5 separate regions of the Homo sapiens genome follow, and regions 1, 3, 4 and 5 are each linked to region 2. A link is a contact called in ENCODE Hi-C or POLR2A ChIA-PET data. All regions are on one chromosome and are shown on one strand. Each heading gives the region's core, a stretch centred on a gene start or an enhancer-like site at or near the end of the contact. The rest is flanking DNA. Distances are from core to core; before and after follow the strand shown. Region 1 overlaps JUN-DT (JUN divergent transcript). Region 2 overlaps FGGY (FGGY carbohydrate kinase domain containing). Region 3 holds the start of LINC02777 (long intergenic non-protein coding RNA 2777). Region 4 overlaps JUN-DT (JUN divergent transcript). Region 5 overlaps LINC01358 (long intergenic non-protein coding RNA 1358).

The links. Hi-C counts contacts between places; a loop is a spot of excess contacts on that map. ChIA-PET counts read pairs that join two places held with the same protein, here RNA polymerase II (POLR2A). Pooled maps may share reads with other maps.
Region 1: a loop to region 2 is called in a pooled map, with 2.4 times the contacts of the local background. The contact joins two enhancer-like sites. A Hi-C loop is called at or near these places in 1 of 168 maps with a recorded cell type or tissue (endothelial cell of umbilical vein) and 9 of 50 pooled maps. POLR2A ChIA-PET finds 5 or more read pairs at or near these places in 1 of 52 experiments (MCF 10A).
Region 3: a map of heart right ventricle shows a loop between it and region 2 (2.3-fold over the local background). The contact joins the promoter of LINC02777 here to the enhancer-like site in region 2. A Hi-C loop is called at or near these places in 7 of 168 maps with a recorded cell type or tissue (IMR-90, Right ventricle myocardium inferior, dorsolateral prefrontal cortex and 3 more) and 18 of 50 pooled maps. POLR2A ChIA-PET finds 5 or more read pairs at or near these places in 2 of 52 experiments (AG04450 and activated T-cell).
Region 4: a pooled map shows a loop between it and region 2 (4-fold over the local background). The contact joins two enhancer-like sites. A Hi-C loop is called at or near these places in 5 of 50 pooled maps. POLR2A ChIA-PET finds 5 or more read pairs at or near these places in 2 of 52 experiments (AG04449 and activated T-cell).
Region 5: a map of mammary epithelial cell shows a loop between it and region 2 (2.8-fold over the local background). The contact joins two enhancer-like sites. A Hi-C loop is called at or near these places in 2 of 168 maps with a recorded cell type or tissue (cardiac septum and mammary epithelial cell), 1 of 37 single-sample maps with no recorded cell type and 7 of 50 pooled maps.

What each region holds. Positions count from the first base shown.
Region 1 is chr1:58,804,810-58,807,509 of GRCh38, reverse strand. The region is part of intron 1 of JUN-DT (JUN divergent transcript); the gene reads right to left. Among named protein-coding and RNA genes, the nearest start is that of JUN-DT, 21 kb to the right of the region's middle. RefSeq lists a silencer at 2,319-2,613. Within about 2 kb of position 1,294, at least 7 of the 41 ENCODE cell types and tissues checked have a DNase peak (open chromatin) inside an H3K27ac peak, as active enhancers do.
Region 2 is chr1:59,758,235-59,760,934 of GRCh38, reverse strand. All of the region lies in intron 15 of FGGY (FGGY carbohydrate kinase domain containing), which reads right to left. Among named protein-coding and RNA genes, the nearest start is that of MIR4711, 26 kb to the right of the region's middle. Within about 2 kb of position 1,339, at least 15 of the 41 ENCODE cell types and tissues checked have a DNase peak (open chromatin) inside an H3K27ac peak, as active enhancers do; they include dorsolateral prefrontal cortex and heart right ventricle, where a contact is called at or near this core.
Region 3 is chr1:58,902,857-58,905,556 of GRCh38, reverse strand. LINC02777 (long intergenic non-protein coding RNA 2777) reads left to right here and starts at 1,419. Exons shown (of 5, transcript NR_183656.1): 1 at 1,419-1,989. RefSeq lists silencers at 1,326-1,575, 1,636-2,025.
Region 4 is chr1:58,847,898-58,850,597 of GRCh38, reverse strand. All of the region lies in intron 1 of JUN-DT (JUN divergent transcript), which reads right to left. Among named protein-coding and RNA genes, the nearest start is that of LINC02777, 55 kb to the left of the region's middle. Within about 2 kb of position 1,342, at least 20 of the 41 ENCODE cell types and tissues checked have a DNase peak (open chromatin) inside an H3K27ac peak, as active enhancers do.
Region 5 is chr1:59,045,466-59,048,165 of GRCh38, reverse strand. The region is part of intron 2 of LINC01358 (long intergenic non-protein coding RNA 1358); the gene reads right to left. Among named protein-coding and RNA genes, the nearest start is that of LINC01358, 26 kb to the right of the region's middle. RefSeq lists enhancers at 1,537-1,606, 2,462-2,511. Within about 2 kb of position 1,310, at least 6 of the 41 ENCODE cell types and tissues checked have a DNase peak (open chromatin) inside an H3K27ac peak, as active enhancers do.

The DNA.
Region 1 (2,700 bases), core at 45-2,544, 950 kb after region 2:
TCCTAGAACCATTCCCGCTTGGGCCTGGCCAGCTCCTACTCCCTCAACCTTTAGGCCTTGGAAGGGATAATACTTCCTGCAGAAAGCCCTCTCTGAACACCAGCCCCGAGGTTGTAACTCAGACCTGCTAATGCCCATCGCATCAGGGGTCTACTTCTACCACAGCTCCTACCATGCTCAACAATAAATGTCCATTTCTCTGTTCATTGAAGCAGTCTGTGAACTCCTTGAAGGCAGAGACTGTGCTTCCTCATTTCTATCTCCAGCACCCAGCATAGCAGGGGCTCAGTGAATATTTCTGGATCAAAAAATTAATGGATCAACCCCCTACTAACCACCTTCAAATAAGATTTGTCTTACAAACTCTACTTGAAACTTTTTTTGTTCATCTGTGTGTGCTCTTCCTTTCCCTAATCTGAAATTCCTGGAGGCCACTGTAGCTGGGTTAAATTGGGACCCCAAAAAAGATGTCAAAACCCTAAACCCCAAACCCCAACACTTATGAATGTGAACTTATTTAGAAATAGGGTCCTTGCAGATGTAATTAAGTTAAGGATCTCAAGATGAAAACATTTTGAATTTAGGGTAGACCCTAAATCCAATGATTGGTTTCCTTATTAGAGAAAGGTGAGGGAGATTTGAGACACAGAGACACACAGTAGGGAAGATCATGTGAAGACAGAGGCGCGGAACGGAGCTGTGCTTCCACAAGCCAAGCAACACCAGGAGTCGCCAGAAGCTGCAAAAGGCAGAGAGTGGATTCTTCCTTAGGGCCCTTGGAGGGAGCGTGGCCCTGCCAACATTTTGATTTCAAATGCTTTGCCCTCTAGAACTGTGAGCGAATACATTTCTGTGGCTTTAAGCTACAAAGCTTGTGGTCATTTGTTACAGCAGCCACAGGGCACCAATAGCAGCAGTAACTATGCCTCTCGCTGGCTTGATGCTCCACCCACCCCTGAATCTTCCACCTTGCTGTACGCATAGTAGGGCCTCCATAAAAGCCCTTGTGAGAGACTGATTAGGAAAGGCCTTGTCATGAGCCATCCTCTGTTTTCAGCTGGGTTGCCTATCCTAATGGTTAACCAAAGCCAAAGAAAGTTCATGAAGACAGCACAGTCAGGTGCATCAGTTAGCATGGCCGGTGACTAGCATCTATTGAGTGCTCACCCTGGGCTAGACATTCTACCCATGCTGTCTCACTTAGGCATCTTTCATTCAACACGTTATTGAGCACCTGTTTTCAAGTAGGTCTATTCTACAAAAGAGGAAACTGAAGCTCAGGGAGGTGGGGTAACATGCTTGAGATCTCACAGTAAACAAGTGGTGGTGTCAGGACTGGAACTTTGGACTCCGGATGTTATTTTTCACTTTTCTAAGCTACCACGGTTTACGACATGAACAGAATTAAGACAGAGAACATGAAGGGAAGGGAGAAAAAGGGTGGAGAAGAGTGATTCAGTGCTGGCAGACATTGTGCTTTTGTTTTCATAGTCTGGGAGCAATTAGGTAGCACACCTGTGACTTTCAATTTGTTGTGGTGGGGCTAAATTTAAACCTTGAGTCATCTTTATCCGTAATCGATATGTATCTATATGAGCAAAATTAATCATATTGTAAAGCTGCCATGGGAATTCTAGACAACATCACAACTATGGTACAAACCACAAGCATGAAAGCCAGGCACGCCATTGCTGCAGACGAAACAGCGTTGGTCCCAAAGGTATGTGTGTGAAGGGCCCCTGAGCAGCCACCTAATTCTCCTCATCACCCTGGTCTGGTTAAGATAAAAGTTGATCAGTGACCCATTCAGGCCCCAAATCACCTGGAGCGTCAGTGCAGGCTCTTCCGTGCCATTTCATAAAGGGGACACACACATTCACAAAATCCAGCAAATATTTATTGAGCACTTACTGTGCTCCAGGTTCTGGGGACACAGCAGAAAACAAAACCAAGTCTGCTCTTATAGAGGTCACGTGCTGCTCAGGGGAGAGAGAAAATAAATAAGTAAATGAATAAGTGTCTAATATGCCACTGATAAGAGAAAAGAGGAAAACTAAAACGGAGGACTGGGAGTGCTTGGGTTTTTTTTTTTAATATTAAGTCATCAGGGAAGGCCTTTCTGATATGGTGCCATGTGGGCAGAGGCCTAAGGAAGTGAGAGGATGAAGCCTACAGATATCTGGAGGAAGAGAGAACTATATATGTGTGTGTGTGTATGTGTGTGTGTATATATGTGTGTGTATGTGTGTGTTTTTGTGTGTGTGTGTGTGTGTGTGTATATATATATATACACACAGACAGATGTATATATTTATAAAAGACCCAAAGCAAGAATGTGCTTGAATGTTCCAGTAACAGCCAGAAGGCCTTTGAGGCTGGAGCAGACTGAGCTAAGAGGGAGGTCAGGGAGTGCCAGAAGACAGGTCACACAGAGCCTTGCAGGCCATGGTGATGAGAAGCCACCGGAGGGAGTGGCACAGAGGAGCAGCAAGGTCTGGTTCAGGTTACAGAAGGACTGCCCTGCATGGAGAATGAAACAACAGGGACAGATAGAGGCAAGGAGACAAGTTAGAAAGCTGCTGCCACAATCCAGGAGACAATGGCTGGTGACCTGGACAGAGGGCTTCAATCACAGTAGATAGAAGCTGACCAAAAAGGTAAAAGAAAGGAAAGTGTTATGAAAAGGGAGAAGGAAAATAG
Region 2 (2,700 bases), core at 90-2,589:
AATTATTTTAGGAACAATTTGCTCCTACTAATGATGCTCTGTGACAATATAACGGTAAGGAATTCTTTCACTACATGAGATAGATTTCTTGACTTTAGAATCTCAAAATATCTAGAAGGGAGCTAAGGTGAGCACCCCTTCACACACACTTGATTTACAATGTTAATACTGACAACTTTGCCACAACTTTGTGCACTGGCCTTATTCTTTACATAGGTGGAATCATGCAGTATTTGTCTTTTTGTGGTTATCTTATTTCACTTAGAATAATATCCTCAAGGTTCACTGATGTGTGGCATGTCAGAAATTGCTTCTTTCTAAGGCTGAATAATACTCCATTGTATGCACATATCATTCTTCATTTATATGTTCATCTACTAATGAACACTTAGGTTGCTCTCATGATTTTCGCTATCATGAATAATGTTGCTGTGAACATGAATGTAGAAATATCTCTTCCATACCCTACTTTCAGTTCTTTTGGGTATATACTCAGAAATACAATTCCTGAATCACATGTTAATTCTATTCTTAATTTCTTGAAGAATGGCCATAGTGTTTTCTGCAGCAGCGATACTATGTTACATTCTCACCAACTATGCACAGAGCTTCCAATTTCTCCACATCCTTGCCAACATTTGTTGTTTTCTGTTTTAAAATAGTAGCATCCTAATGTGTGAGGTGGTACCTCACGGTAGTTTTGATTTTCCTAATAGTGCTGTTGAATACCCTATCACGTGCTTACTGGTCATTTATAAATCTTCTTTGGGGAAATATTCATTCAAGTCCTTTGCCCACTTTTGAATTGGGTTGTTTTTGCTTTTTTGTTGTTGTTGAGTTTTAGGAGTTCTTTATACATTTATATATTCTGGATATCAATCCCTTACTGGATGTATGATAAGCAAATGTTTTCTCCCATTCTGTGAGTTGCCTTTTTACTCTGTTGATAGTGTCTTTCAATGCACCAAATTTCTCAAAGCACATTTAAGTGACTCTTCCAGAGCCACATATAAATTTGGACTGAACATAATAATGCAATTTGGGGTCATCCTAAACATTTATTATTAAACTATAGTCACTAAATTACACTCTCCGTGACTGTGAATTTTAAAATCAGCTGAATCCCCTCTCTTCAAAATGTGCCTCAACTCAGTCCCTGCTTCTGTGTGGCAGAGGCCTAAGTAAATGTCGTCCCACATCGTTAACAGTGTGATCTATTAGGCAATGAGATGAGGTTGGCTCAGAAGGAAACTGGCTTCTCCTGTCTCCTTGCAAATCTCTGGGTTGCCTGCAGATGGTGCTAAAGCACCGTGTGTGCCGCCTCCTTCGCAGAGAACAGCTGCCAGCTGCCAGCTCCCAGCAAGCAGCGGAGGACTCTCTGAACACGTGGGGTTTACGGAAAAAACTTAAAAACTTCCCTGAAAAGTCTTGGGAGGGTCAGGGAAGAGATGGAGAAAGACAATCTTTCTAATTTCACAAAAAGAGGGATGCTCCAGCTGCCTCCAGGGAACAGAAACAGGGACAGCAGCCCATAGCTCCTACTGCCAGTGGGAACTCAGATCTCTCCACCTTCCTGCATGGAGCTCCCCTACGCAATGCCTGTACCTTCCACCCTGGCCTTTAGAGAAGGGTTTATATTCGGAGGGTTAGCAGCCTGACTCTATGTGGAGTTAAAGGAAATGAAAAGAAAGTGGATTGCTTTTCCATGAACATTTCCAATTCTGTTAAATACTGATCCTGCTTCAGTGGGATCTGCACATTTGCCTGTTCATCATGTTAAGTGGAATTTGCTTTTAGGTCTTAACCTCGAATACTTCCCTAAAATTATAAAAGCACTTCCACAACAGCCCCTTCATCTTCAAAATCACTACCAGCAAATTAATAGAGGTCTTTTACATCTCTAGCCTGGATTCTTGAAAAAGCCTTTTATCTGGACCCTCTATTTCTACCCTGAGCCCCCTGTACTGGATCCTTTAAGAGGGATTTTTCTGATCTGCATCTGACCAGATCTCACCACTGCTTAGAATTCAGCATCTCTGTTCTGCCTATAGGATGAGGTTGGAGGTCTTCAGCATGGCCTCCAAGGTATTTATGAGCTGACCTCCCCCTACCCAATTCTATCCTTCCCTAGTCCCACTTCCTGCCATTCCCCATCTCATACTTTGTGTTTCTGGATTATGAGTTGTTTATAGTAACCTGAATGTACTATGCTGCTCCCACTTTTATAACTGTACATGTTATTCCTTCTACTATGAATGTTCTTTCTTGCCTTGGCCTGTCTACCAATTTCTTACAAGAGCTTAAAGTTAGCTTGGACATAACCTCCTCCCAAAAGCATTCTCTCATCTCTACAGGCTCCCATCTCTTTCTTCCTTGGGCAACTTTGTCACCTGGCAATACTTCAATTGTGGAACTTATCCCGTTGTTCTAAAATAATCTTATGTGCCTAAATTAAATTGTGTTTTATTCCCCTGTAACACCTGCCTGGAGCCCAGCATAATGCCTTGAATATAGCAGGAATTCAGTAAACTAATATTTTGTTGAATTGGGATTAAAATACTGACCAATGTCATTTTTTAGCCTTTGATGCCAAGTGATACAAAGAGTAAAAGAATGAGCAGATTCTACTGGGTCCTTTGATGGAGATATAAGAGATCCCTACTTTAGAACAGAGAAGAGCAGATTTGCTGCCAATTACCT
Region 3 (2,700 bases), core at 170-2,669, 860 kb after region 2:
CAATCCAAACATAAAGTTAAAGGCAGAGCCAGGATGAGAACCTAGGTCTCTGATACCTACTCCTGCTCTTAACTCTGCAACATGCTTTCTATCTCACTATCTTAGTAAGCAACATTCAAGACCTTCACGATTCCGTCTTCATTCAGTGAACATCTGATTACTTAGAGGTTCAAATTGCTTTCTATATCTTAACTCATTCAATCCTTATAGCAACCCCACAAGGCTGATCTTATTGTCAATCTCCATGTTGTAGATAAGGACAGTGAGGCTGAAAGGGGTTAAGTCACTTGGTTAAGGCTCACAACCAGTAGGTAGTAAAGCCAAGATCTGAAACTGGACAGTTGGGCTCCTAAGCCTGTGCCCTTAACCACAACACCATATTGACCCTTCAAGAGTGAAAAAGTATGTGGCGTCTGCCTTAGACAGGCATACTCCCCAGGTGGGAGACACAACCTGCAATAAGTGTGTGCAACCTCATACTATGGGCACCAAGAGAAGAAAGGAAGGAAGGATTAATTTTACAGGGGGAGGAGGGAGAGAATCAGGAAAGCTGCCTGGAGGAGGTGAGCTTTATCCAGTTTCCAGAGCTGACTCACTTTCCTCCAGGTTTCTCTGCAGATGGACGAGTCTTTGCTGAGGCAGGCAGGTAGAAAGGGACTGGAGCTTAAGGGATGCAGTCAAGGAAGTCAGTGAGAGAGGGAGGGCAGGACATTAGGCTTGAAGTGTGTGAGGTGGGCAAGTTAATGAACCTCCAAGAGCCTCAACTTTCTCATCTGCAGAATGGGGATGATAACACCCACCTTCTGAAGCTGTTTGAATATTAAATGAGATAACGTGTATATACTTCCCGACCCAGTATTATTCCTCTTTATTTACCTTTCATAAAACTATTTCACTCACTAAAAATAAATTTAATTGAGCATATTTTTGACACAGTAGCATTAATAATCTTGAGTGTCATTATCAGTCATTCATAATAACAATATAATGAATAATAATGTTAATTGCCATTGACAGCACTAAGTGCTTAAAATGTATGATCCGTATTTATCCAATCTAATCCTCAGAATGTATCTTAAAGATAGGTAAGGCGTCATTATCCCCATTTTACAGATGAGGATAATGAGGCTGAGAGAGATGGAGAAAGATATACAAAGGTCACCCAGCGAGGAAGCGGCAGGATGGGTATTCAGACCCAGGTCTGTTGGTCCCAGAAAAATGTCCCCCCACACAGAGGATGTCCCGTGTTTGCAGTTCATGTTGGTCTTGGCCACGTCCCTCCGCTCTTTCTCAGAAGGAAAACAAACATTCTAAGAGGTCTGCTAGGCCGAGGGAACGCGAACGCCAAAGAGAGGGAGGGAAGGGGCTGGCCGAGGCCGGAGGATGGGCCCAGACTGGGAGGGTGGAGCCGGCTCCTCGCCCCGAGCCCGACAGCCGCATAAAGCCTGCTGCTTTCACTGGCCCGGTGGGGGCCAGCAGGGTCAGGGCCCGCGGAAACCCTCAGCCTGGCGGGCCGGGAGGCCGCGGTGCTGCACTGGCTCGGCGCGCTCCCCGAGTGGCGCTCAGGCGGGGCGCGTTCATTTCATCTACAGACTGTCGGGAAGGCTTCCCGAACTCCTCCTCCCTGCCCGCCTTTGCGCAGGGCCGGACTCTTCGGAAACTGAAATCACGGGCCGCCCGGCCCCCACCAGTCCTCGTGGGATCCGGCCCGGGTTAACCTTCTATGGGGAGGCCCAGGAGGGCCGGGCGGAGCGCCGGGGCGGGCGTGCGCTGACGTGGCGAGCGGCTCCCTCCACCCGCTCCTCCCGCGGGCACTGCCGAGGCCCATGGGCGGGAAGCCGGGCGGCGGGCGGGACGTGGCCTCGGTCCCGGCCCTGCCCCGCCCCGCCGCCACTGAGACTCCCAGCGCCACCAACGTCGGAGTTGCAGTTTCTTTAGCTGTCATATGCAGACAAGTACTACCCACCTCGCCTTTGGAGTGAGCAGCATGTATGTACGGTACCTGACACCTAAGAAATGCTCAATGTATGGTCCCTACATGGTGTCACTGTGATTGTTGTCGTTGTGGTTACGCTGGGTTGGGCAGCTCGCCTTGTGAAATAATGAGCTCCCATTGCTGAGACCGTTCAGGCACAAGTTGAATGAGTTCGGGGGACAAAAAGAAATACGTTAGAACAGGAAGTCCCCCAAATTTGGCATCCCTCAATACCGATCTGGTGACTTCAGAATCACCTGGGAAGCTCAAACAGCACCTCAGACCAGGGATCGAAATCCCGGAAGGCAAGCTCGTCTAAAAGTACAGCTTCATGTGTAAACCACTGATCTAGGCCAATAGTCCCTGCACTTTTCATCTTCAAAGACCCTTCTGTGATTCCCTCCTGCCCCACTGACTGCACAGTGTAAAGTATGTTGTTGACCAAACTAGATTTAACTCACAATTAATTTACTCTCTAACTAAATTATTAATCAAAGCCCCAGAGTTCATTAAACAATTATTGAATACCTACTGTGTGCCAGGCACTGTGCTGGACACTGGTGGTCTGGCGGATAGACAAGGACTCTGTCCTCATGGACTTACCAGTCTGGGGAGGGAAAGCAGAAAATGAACAAGAATTCAAATACTGACACTGAAGCCAAGAGAATCCAGCTGAGCTGAAGGCACCCAATATTCCTACAATGAGCAGATATGGGTGTATCAAA
Region 4 (2,700 bases), core at 93-2,592, 910 kb after region 2:
GGTTTGGCTCCCAAGCTCTGCTAACATAGCAGTTGTGTGACCTTATGCAAGTCACTTAAATTCTCCAAGCTTGGGCTTTCTCTATTGTAAATAGGAAGCAAAGTCCAGACTTCACAAATGGTGGTGAGAATCAAATAGAATGAGACCCTATTTGAACAAACCTTGTAAATTGCAATGTCAAGTTCATGTGAGAGATGGAAATGGCTCCAGGAAGCTATCTGTGCCTGGACAGGGATACCAGCAATGGTTAAAGAGGCCAAGTGCCCACCTTCAAACTCCTGCTCTGCCTATTATAAGTTGTGTGTTTCTGGGCAGATAACTAAGCCACTCTATGCCCATTTACTTATTTCCAAAATGGGATATTGCTAACAATAATGGTATCTACATCACACAGTGGTAATGAGGATTAAATAAGTAAATATTTATAAAGTAGTTAGGATAGTGTTGGTGTTTGTTCTGAAGGAGAGAACACGAGAAGAAGGAAGGAAGGAAGGAAGAGGGAGAGGAAGAAGGGATGGAGGAAATAAACATCCCACTAGAGATCTCCTGTGCTGGAAATTCACCATTTAGTCCTTGGTATTAAGTATTATCTTTTCTAAGAGTCCTTTTTGAAAATGCAAATGTTCATAAAAGGCATGGCATAGCAATTCAAATTTAATGTGCATTTATTGAGCAAGTACTGTATGCAAGGCATTGTGTTGTGTCATATAATCCTCTGACCCCTTCGAGACTGGGAGTGGGGAAGGTGACACATGGAATCAAGAGGAAAAGGGGAGACAGAGGGAGAGAAAGAGACAGAAGGGCCATTTCCCCTACAGTGGATTTGGCATTGAAAGGACTTGGGTCCATATGTCGGCTCTGCCAGTCACCAACTCCATGATCTTGGACAAGCATTCACCACCTCAAGTTTTACCTTTTAAAAAATCAGGATAATGACAATTAGGTTGCTGTGGTGACAAAATGAGATCATGTGTGTACACATCTAATTTTTCTCCTCCCTACTCCCCATTTTTGTGACATGCCTCCTGTGACTTCTATGCACTGGATGGAAAGGAATTGCTAATGGCTGCAGCTAGAGGACTAAAGTCAGAACTCTGTGAAGAGGACATCAGTTTGCCACTTTCTCTGTTCAGTAAAAAGGCAATTTTTGTGGAGACCATGCTCCACTAACTCATAGGAAAGCATTTTCTCCCTGTGACATCTCCAGTCGATTTCAGCCGGCAGTAACCAAGTGACTAACTCTTCCTCCAGGGGCAAAGAGCCAGACCTGGTGTTTGACTTCTCCCTAGCCTCCCAAGTGCAGAGATGATTCCTACCGGATACTGGTCCTTGGAGGAAATGGGAGAGAAATTCAGCTTTGGCTTTAGCAATTCAACTGATAAAGGAGGCAGGGAAAAAGCTAAGTGAGACAGAGAGACTACAAAGCCCTCTTCCTGGATCCTGGCAGATGCCAAAGGAAGAATCTGCGAGTGAGTAATTCTGCAGCCTGGAGCCCAAAGGCTGCAGCCAGAGGTCTGTGCCAAGAAGGCAGCGGGTGCAGGAGAGGTGGGCGGCTCCTGGGCTGGCCTTAACCGGATGGGGGACAGCTCAGTGTGAGTCAGAGGCTGAGCCTCTGCTCCAAGGGCCTCCTGCAGGCCACATCCATTCAGATAGGCCTCCCACGAAGGAAGCTTTCCCCTGCATAGACTCAGGTGGCCTTTATTGTGATAGTGTGTCATCAGTAGGCATTGCATGCAGATGATAGAAAATTCCTGCGGTCCAAGCACAAGTCTGCACAAAAACAGAACAGATAGTCAAGGACGCAGGTATCAGGTCTGTGCCCAGGTTGTGGGCTGCCGAACTCCCATGCTGAAAATGACAACAGCTATCATTTATTGAGAGCTCACCTGGTCCCATCACTGTGCAAAGTGCAAGCCAGCTCCAAAGCCCTTATGTGCAACTACTAAACATTTTGGTCTCCAGAGTGTACAGTAGAGCTAGGAGAATATTAGGTAAGCCAGTTCTCTAACTACCTCAGTTTCCCCATTGCAAAATGGGGATGATATTTGCCTACATTATGGGTTACTTTGAGAACTGCAGCACAGCAATTCAAAATCCAGGCTTTTGAGTCAAAAAGATCTGGGTTCGAGTCCCAGCTCTGCCTCTGATTTGCTGTGTGAGCTTGAGCAAATGTCTTATCCTCTGTGAGCTTCAATTTCCTCATGTTTTGTGGATCGTAAGAGAACCAACCTCAAGGGTTATGACAAAAATTAAATGAGATAACATATGAACCTGCTTCCTCATCTGTAAACCAGAGAAAATAATACACATTTTTCTCATTGTTGTGAAGAGTAAATAACATTTTAAGATGGTTTATTAATATATTTCATATTCAGTAGGTTCATGGTTATTATTATCATTATTACCATTTCCATCAAATAAGCCATTATATAAAAAGTTATTGATAAATTTTAAGAGGCTGTTTTTGATCAAAAATATATTGTTTACTATATTTAAACAAGGCTCTAAATGTGGTAATTAGTATTTTTATTATAACTGCCATTTTCCTCATATACTACAATCTCAGTATGGGGCAAGGGAGCAAAAAACTCACTTGATCTCTCTGAGTTCCTTTTCAGGAGAAATTTAGGTTACATTAGGATTTTCAACCTCAGACCTGTGGACCCAAAAGGGTCTGGGAAAGTAGTAAAGGCAGTGAGA
Region 5 (2,700 bases), core at 61-2,560, 710 kb after region 2:
CAGGGAGCCACAGGAGACCAGAGGGAGGGAAAAGAGGAAGGGAGAGAGTATGATATTCCTTTGATACACTGTTTGCAACGTCACTGAACTGGCCATGTTCCTCACTGCTCCTCCTGAGGAAAGCAACTCTGCAGGACAGTTCAGCAGCTATTAAGAGTTGTGAGAACAGTTCAGGAGCTATTAAGTGCCTACTCTCTCTTTTGTGATTCTTCTATATCTGCACCTTTGCATATAATCCCTCCTTGAAATCTGCTATTTCCTGGGAGCTGTCAGACTGTTGGGACCCTGATTGGTACACAGTGTGACCCAGCACAAACCTCAGGGAGCTCTCTGAAGGCACATCTGCTATAGATCCTGTTACATTACCTGCTGCTGGTTTGCTTCCCTGACTTCCCCACCAGACTGTTTCATCTCACCTTGTCTTGTAGATATGCAAGAGGCCTACCCACATTTAGTGAGCAGCTGTTATGTGCTGGGCCGTGGCCTAAGCACCGAAGATTCAGAGATTGATAAATGATAATTCCTGACCTTGCAGATCCCTGACTCTAGTACAGGAGCTGAGACTTGAGCCCCATTTAACACTGTGGCTCTCAAATCCCAGATCCACCACTGACTAGCTGTGTGATCTGGGCAAGTCATCTCTCTGAGCCTCAGTTTCCTCATCTGTAAATGGAAATCAGGGCAGCTACCTCGGAGGATGATTGTGAGGATTAAAGTAGTTAGCATAGTGCCTGGCATACACTAGGTACTCAATAAGTGCCCATTATTATTTTTATCGTAGCAGGTGCTTAGTGTATATTAAATGAATAACTGAATGTATTATCTCATTTGGTCTCCATAGCAACCTGTTCTCTACCCTTCCCCACTATATACAATCCAAGTAGACGTGGAAGGAATTTCTTTCCCCATTTCACAGATGAGGAAATTGGGAATGAATGAATGAATATCTAACCCACCAGCCTGCTCTGCCTCCCACCTTTTCCCAGAGGCCACAGTGAGGCTGTTTGTCCAGGGAACTGTGAGCCCTGGGCCCTAGAGGAGTCATCCTGGCTTTCTGTCTTGACTTTCTGGCTCCAGAGGACTTGTGCCAGTAGCTCACCACAATTTGCTCTGTGCCTAACACAGGCTGGGGTTCAGGTGCTCCTGAAGTTTGTAAACACTGGGGTCTGCCAGGCGCTTCCCCCAAAGCCCCAGCTTCCCAGAACCGGTGGCCCCAGTTCCTGTTCAGCTGCTGCTCTTTCTGTAACTCCTTTGCAAGTACCACTGCCCCTTCTGGTAAGTGCAGGGGCCAGGAGGCAGATTCTACTTTCACATTCACTACCACACCCACAGGAGGGAGATTTCTTAAAGTGGAGGGGAACTTTTCTTTTGCTGTAGGCCCAACCTCAAGCCTCCTCCTTAACACCTCAGTTTTTTCAGGGGATACTTAGTTTCCCACTGAAGCTCAGGAAGGGTAAGTCCCCACAACATCAAAACTTGAATCTGCTCCAGAAACATGGGAGTCCCTGATCCCTGCAGAGACCCTGCCCTCCGCTTGGCACGTTTGATGTATATCCTCGTGTACTCCCTCCAATGCCCCTGCACGGTGGGCATAGCTTCTGAATGGCAGTAGCAGGACTGAGGCTCAGGGCAATGGAATGCCTAGTATTGGAATGTTCGAATAAGAAAAACTACACCTTCAAACTTTAGAAGCAGAGTTGGAAATCACTGCAAAACAAAAGTCCCTAAACAGAATGAGTCTTTGCTGTTTCTGTACCATATGCACAGCCCTGCTACTTTGCTTTCTATGAACTGCATGTCTATTTGTGTCCATATCTGTCTCCCCTAGTTGACTATACCTCCTCAAGGATGGAGAAGATGACTCACCCATATTCCTCTCCCCATCCCAGCACATGGCCTGAGGCAAGAAGGGATGGTTGACCTCAGAAGCTGAAAGCAGACCATCGTGCCTGGTGGTAGGGGGTCAGCATAGGAGAGATGCAGGGCCAGGTCACACAGGGTCCTGTAGGTCATGGTGAGGGATCAGGATTTAATTATAGGTGCAAATGGAAGCCACTGAAGGCTCTTGAGGAGGGCCCTTCCTTCCATGTTGTAGAAAGATAATTCTGGCTCTAGGATGAAGAATAGATTGGAAGGTGACAGAGGAGGAAGCAGGAAGCCCAGTTAGGAGCTATCACAACAGAACAGACAAGAGCCAGGGACGTTTTTTCAGGACTATGGTTCCCAGGCTTCAGCGGGCATCAGGATCACCTGCAGGGCTTGTTAAAGCACAGCTCACTGGCCCCAACCTCAGAGTTTCTGATTCAGTAGGTCTGGGGTGAGGTCTGAGTGTTGAGTTTCTATGAAGGTGAGATGCTGCAGTCCCCAAGAACCACTGCTTGAGAAAAGGAGAGGAAGAAAGCGATAATGTGTGGTCTTGTTCTCAAAGAGCTTTCATCTCTGTGAGCACTACATGAACAGTGCAATTCTAGAGAGCCAGATGGATGTCGATTGTGGGATCCCACGGAAGAACATCTCCCCAGCATGGGTGTGGAGGAGAGGGTCAGAGGAAGTGTATTAGTTCATTCTCACATTGCTATAAAGAAATACTTGAGACTGGGTAATTTATAAAGAAAATGGGTTTAATTGGCTCACCGTTCTGCAGGCTATACAGGAAGCATGGCTGGGGAGGCCTCAGGAAACATTCAATTATGGCAGAAG